2 separate regions of the Homo sapiens genome follow, and region 1 is linked to region 2. A link is a loop called in an ENCODE intact Hi-C map of the cell type or tissue named here. Cell type or tissue: right lobe of liver. All regions are shown on one strand. Each heading gives the region's core, and the rest is flanking DNA. Links, peaks and the distances in the headings are about the cores only.

Region 1 (2,910 bases), core at 324-2,823, 44 kb after region 2:
ACACACAGTTAATCTTGTTTAATGCTGAGCCAAGTAGTGTACTATCATGACATTTATTTTCTTGTATAACTTTTTAGTTTCCTGAGGCTAATTATTGCTCTTTTTCTTTTCTTTGCTAAGATTTCTTTGAACCTTAAGCTAAATCTTCCCATGTCCTCTGATACACCAAAAGTGTTTCTCAGCATAGTTTTTCCCATTAGTAAATCTGTTTGCAAGTCCTCAATGCCATATTTTCGCAGAGATGGTGCTTCTGGAACCTTGCTTCCTCTCACTCTTCTCTCAGACCTGTGGCTCTCTGGGCCTCCTGGTCATGGTTAAGGAAACCGGGAAAGCTCAGAAGCTAGTGCCAGCCACAGCTCCACCATACCTTGAGCCTCTGGCTCCACACCTGTGCTCAGTCACCTTCCCTTATGTGTCTCCTGAAGAATGATGCCAACGTTTCACTGTCTGTGAAAAAGCAAGTATAGGGTAGAGGGAGGAGCTGTGATATTATCATACTTTGCCTGGGCCCCACCAATGCTTCAATTTGACACTGCAATTGAATGGAATAGCTTACAGAGAATATTGTGAGATTTTGGCCAGGTTGTTGTTGAAGTGCATTTTAGGGTGCCCTGAATTTACTTAGGCCTTCAAGTTTTATGGTAACTCAAAAAGAATAAATTAATTAGGAGAAAACAGAATCCTCCAAGCATCACCCAAATCTTGTTATTCCATTCAGAGGCACCCTTATGAGTGGTCAGGGTCATGATCTGAAGTGAGTTCTGAAGAGCTGCTGCCCCTCAATGTCACCTGTACTGGTATTTGGAAAAGGCCACCCAGATTTCCATCATTATTGCTCCAACATCAATTGCCTTTAGATCTGTTGTTGGAACTTACGTTTCTCTTGGAGGGATCACACTTTAAATGACATCTAGGTTTTTACTTTAGGGGGAATGTGTATTAACCACTTTCTAGAGAACAGATGGGGTAGAGGGCTCTTCCAGTAGATGGAGCTCTCCCATGAAACTGCAGCCCACCATGGTGTACAGAGTGGATGCTGGGCCCTCCACTAGTGGGCTCGTCAATGGGAGGGCAGTACCAAGGTGGTCGGAGAATTGGCACACCTGTATAAACAGCAGGCCCTCGGCACCTGTTTATCCTCATCCCTCACCTGGATTTCAACTCCCAAGTCAGATGTGGGGCTTTCTGTCTTCCTTTGTGCCATGACAGCATAAAACAGACATCAGAAAGGATGAACTCAGCTCTCCTTTTTCCTTGTCCATGGCATGACCCATGAAAGTGAAGATCCTAGTTTCAGCTAACTTGCACCCAGAAGAATCAGGAGAAAGGCTTATCTTGTTGACACAAAGACACCAGCACCACCCGATGGCACCTTGATCACACAGACTCTGTCCTGACACCCACAGTAGCTGCTGAGGTCTCTCTGGCTAGGAATAGAGGCTTGGCCAATTTCTGGAATTGTGGAGCATTAGAGCTTGCTGAGGGTCTCCCAGCTGTCTGACTAGACCAGACAGGAGGGCAAATCCTCCAATTCAAACTCACCCCCTCTATAAAGAGGAGAATTCAGGGAAGGGTTAGCCAAGACTGATACAGTTTGGGCTTTGCAGGACACTGCATGGTCCCCATTCTATGCAGATGCCAGTTTTTCTGTCTGGTTTTCTTTCTCTCTCCTCTGGCTTTCTTTCTCTCTCTCTCTCTCTTTTTTTTTTTTTTTTAAGAGAGTCTCACTCTGTCACCAAGGCTGGAGTGCAGTGGCACAATCTTGCCTCACTGTAACCTCTGCCTCCTGGGTTCAAGCAATTCTCCTGCCTCAGCCTCCGGAGTAGTTGGTACTACAGGTGTGTGCCACCACACCCGGCTAATTTTTTGTATTTTTAGTGGAGGTGGGGTTTCACCGTGTTAGCCAGGATGGTCTCGATCTCCTGACCTCGTGATCTGCCCGCCTCGGCCTCCCAAAGTGCTGGGATTACAGGCATCAGCCATCACGCCAAGCCTCTCTCTCTCTTTTAATTCCTACCTCATCTCCCTTTGTTTCTGTCTGTGGTGTTCTCCATACACAACTTTCTTTTCATAAATCAAGGAAGCATTAAAACAATGAGACAGGCCAGGCACAGTGGCTCACCCCTGTAATCCCAGCACTTTGGGAGGCTGAGGCAGGTGAATCACGAGGTCAGGAGTTCAAGACCAGCCTGGCCAAGATGGTGAAACCCTGTCTCTACTAAAAATACAAAAATTAGCCGGGCGTGGTGGTGGGCTCCTGTAATCCCAGCTACTCAGGAGGCTGAGGCAGGAGAATCACTTGAACCTGGGCAGCAGAGGTTGCAGTGAGCTGAGATCATGCCACTGCACTCCAGCCTGGGCGATAGAGTGAGACTCCATCTCAAAAAAAAAAAAAAAAAAAAAAAAAAAAAAAAAAAAAAAAAATGAGACAAACCTAGATCCTTAACATTCTGAACTTTGCTTGACATTAGCTCTGCACATATGTGTGTGCTCATTTTCTGATAGTTTTGATGCAGGATTTTTCTTGGCCCCTTCGACGGACTCACGACAGGCGTGCCCTGTTTACTCAGCCCACCAAAGTCAACCCTTTGCAGGAGGGAGTACATGAGTGAGCAAGTGTGGGATCCATTCGGTTGCTCTGGGCACCAGCTGCTCCAGGCACCAGCAGAAGCAAGCTTCATGCAGGGCCTGTGACCAGACCAGGCATGAGTGAAAAAGTGCAGGATCCAGCTGGCCATTCCAGATGCTGGCAGGAGCAAGCTTCATGTAGGGCCCATGGCGATACCCAGGTGGGGGTGCCTGCTACCCTGGTGCCCCAGAGGGAGTGTTACAGTGCTCTCTTAGCTCTGCTGTCCGTGGTCAGCTGCGTGTTAGCAGCTCAGTTGGCTCCTTGCCTTGTCACATGGGGCG
Region 2 (2,910 bases), core at 155-2,654:
CTTTCCCATCAACTGCCATGATTTCTGGAAACACTTTTCGGAAGTGGTCACAAATGATCTCAGCTGCCACACCAGGGCCCTGTGCTTTGGATAATCCTTGCATTATGAAACAGGAATTATTGCACCTGTTATATGGATGAAGAAATTGAGGCTCAGAGGTCTGAATCTAAATCCTGGACTTTTGGGTCAGGTGCGGTGGCTCACGCCTGTAATCCCAGCACTTTGGGAGGCCAAGGCGGGCAGATCACCTGAGGTCAGGAGTTTGAGACCAGCCTGGCCAACATGGTAAAACCCTGTCTCTACTAAAAATACAAAAATTAGCCGGGCATGGTGCTGCGCGCCAGTAGCCCAGTTATTTGGAAGGCTAAGGCAGGAGAATTGCTTGAACCCGGGAGGTGGAGGTTGTAGTGAGCCGAGATTGCACCACTACGCTACAGCCTGGGTGACAGAGCAAGACTCTGTCTCAAATAATCAATTAATCAATCAATCCTGAGCTTTTAACCACCTTATAATAGTGACTAGGGAGTTTGTGTTGGCATTTTACTATTAATTTTCCAAAAATCATCAGTGTGGTACCCAAGAAAACATCCCTGAAAGATGGATACTGGTTCTTTCCCCTGCTTTTCTCTTTTCCATCAGCTTTTATTCTCCTGTGAACCTTAGTTCCAGCCACCATGCTTTAGTTAGCCCGTTTGTCTAAAGTGAGAGGCCCCAGACCTTTAGTTTCCCTTCAAGTAGATTTTTTTTTTTTTTTTTTTTTTACTTAAAATCACTCGCTGCCCCCAACATCTTTAGCCAAGATGTTCTCATTTTCTTGGAGCCAGAATAAGCTGGCAGGGTGCTAGAGTCAATGCGGATGTGACCCACGTGTGCTTCCGCTGGCCGGGGAGTGATAGGCCAGGCAGCAGCATCCTTCAACTCAGACTTCTCCCGGCCTGATTTATTGCTCTGGTCTCCTGCTCTGGCTTTTCGCTAACATTTCCTTCCAAAATCTTTGCTGCTGATCCAGGATTGTCCATGTGCGTTTTCACTTTGCTGCAGTTGACGGAGAGCTTTGGGTAAAAGCCCTGATACCACCCACTCCTGCCCGGTCTGCAGGAGCCATCTTTAATCTGTCAAAACCCAGGCCTGTTCACATGCTGCGAGGGTGGCGCAGATCCAAAGCCACTTCCGCCCCTTCCCTTGCTCCAGGCACATGGCGGCTGAGCAACCGGCTTCAGAGGCTTCTGGACTAGGCCCAGCCTCTTTGAATCCCAAACCAGGCCTCCTAGTACTCTCCCTGGTCAATTGCATCGGGGATCTCTTTTGTGAGAAAAAAAAAATCATAATAATGTTTTCTCAAGAGAACAGGAGTAGCCATTTATTTTGGCTCTACCATATCGATTCAAGGAAATCTCTTCCCTCGCCTTTAAATTGTCCCCGGAGTCAGCAGGGTGTTTGTGCTCAACCATTTGCCCAGGGCAAAACCCCTTAGAGCCAACCCCTCCACATCACATTTGCCAAAGTGGGATAGCACTCAAGCAAAATACTTTCCCCAGAATTAGTGAAAGACTCCTTTTGAGGCTAGTTAATAAAAATCAGGCATTTCTTTTGGTGTAATTTTTCATTCCAGGAGCCAAAGTATAGACTGGCTTTTAAGACATGCAAAGGCACCAGGCTTCCCCGGGTGGGTGAAGGTGCCTGGTGGGTTCCAGACGCCTGGGGCTCTGGAGTCCCTGCACTGAGAAGAGCCTGTCTGCCTGCATGCGAAACTCGCCCTCCCTCACATAGTTCACATTTTCCCGTCATTGCAGTGTCACTCCAGTGGCATTGTGCAAAATGAGTACTTTTATTTTTGACCTTTGAAATTTCATTTTCTCCTAGTGCCTAGAGACAGTAAAGCTGGGCTATGAGTCTTCATGGGAAAAGAAAAATTCCCTTCTGTTTCCCCAAATTGCAGGGCATCTATGTCTGGTCTCAGGATTTTCTTGTATCAGCAACTGCCACTCAGTCCCTTCTCTTTGGGGAGGAGGGGAGGACAGGTATGTGTGGTTTGAAAGAATTCTCAAGACGATTCTGATAAACATCATCTGCACCCATTGAAATTCCAGGGTCTAAACAGAGGCACAACTATTCAGTCTCTTTGACTTAAGTCACAGGATTCTGGGTCAAGGTTTCTAGTCTGAAACCTCAACCAAACCATTTAATCGTTCTGATTTGGTCAAAATGGTTAAACTGATTATGTCTGGATGTCTAAATATAGCTACATTTCAAGTTCCTTAGTTTTTCTGAGAAGCCTCTAAACTTTTGCACAATTCCTTTTGCGCAGTTTCTGCTCCATTGGGCTTAAATTCATTGTGAAAACTTAGGCAAATTGTTAACCATTTGTGATGTCAGATTGTTTATCTGAAAAATGGGAAGGCTATGTACCTTGCAGTGTTACAGGGATTGGAAGCAGGATATGTATGTTGCCAGGCACAGTGCCGGGCATGCAATAGGGCACCCGATAAATGAATAACTGCCACAATCAAGATAATGATGGTGATATTTACAACGGTGAGTAAAATGGCTTGATTTTCTTCTCCCCAACACACCCTGATATCCATGGTTAAGGTAAACTGAGAGGCCCAAAATGGAAAATAAGTGTGACAATCCGCTATATATTGTATTGAGCTTCTACTATATACATGATGTAGGGTTAGGGGCCTTCATGTGCTCTTTCATCAGTTCGCCTCTCAGTACTCTGAGGCAGCACCCATAATCCCATTTTATAGATGACCATGCTAAGACTGAAGAGGCTATTCATATATCAGAGCTCTTGATTGCAAGCAACAGAATGATTTAAGCAGAAAAGAAGTTTATCAAAAGGATATCAGGGAGGTCATAGAATCACTGGGAAAGTTAGGGGATGAGCTTGGAAAACAGGGCAGG

Evidence for each region. Hi-C counts contacts between places; a loop is a spot of excess contacts. Peaks named below come from ENCODE experiments on the same cell type or tissue, not always from the same donor. Only the 100,000 strongest peaks of a DNase experiment are listed, where the experiment ranks them.
Region 1: a loop joins it to region 2, with 2.2 times the contacts of the local background. A loop is called at or near these places in 2 of 110 quality-filtered maps.

The regions. Positions count from the first base shown.
Region 1 is chr10:93,223,207-93,226,116 of GRCh38, forward strand. No RefSeq gene overlaps it. Among named protein-coding and RNA genes, the nearest start is that of CYP26A1, 150 kb to the left of the region's middle. In right lobe of liver, for the core only: a CTCF peak has its summit at 1,362 (motif pointing right); no DNase peak of the experiment used is centred there; H3K27ac peaks cover 366 bases.
Region 2 is chr10:93,179,688-93,182,597 of GRCh38, forward strand. No RefSeq gene overlaps it. Among named protein-coding and RNA genes, the nearest start is that of CYP26A1, 110 kb to the left of the region's middle. In right lobe of liver, for the core only: no CTCF peak of the experiment used is centred there; DNase peaks (open chromatin) are centred at 1,164, 1,754 and 2,464; H3K27ac peaks cover 2,231 bases.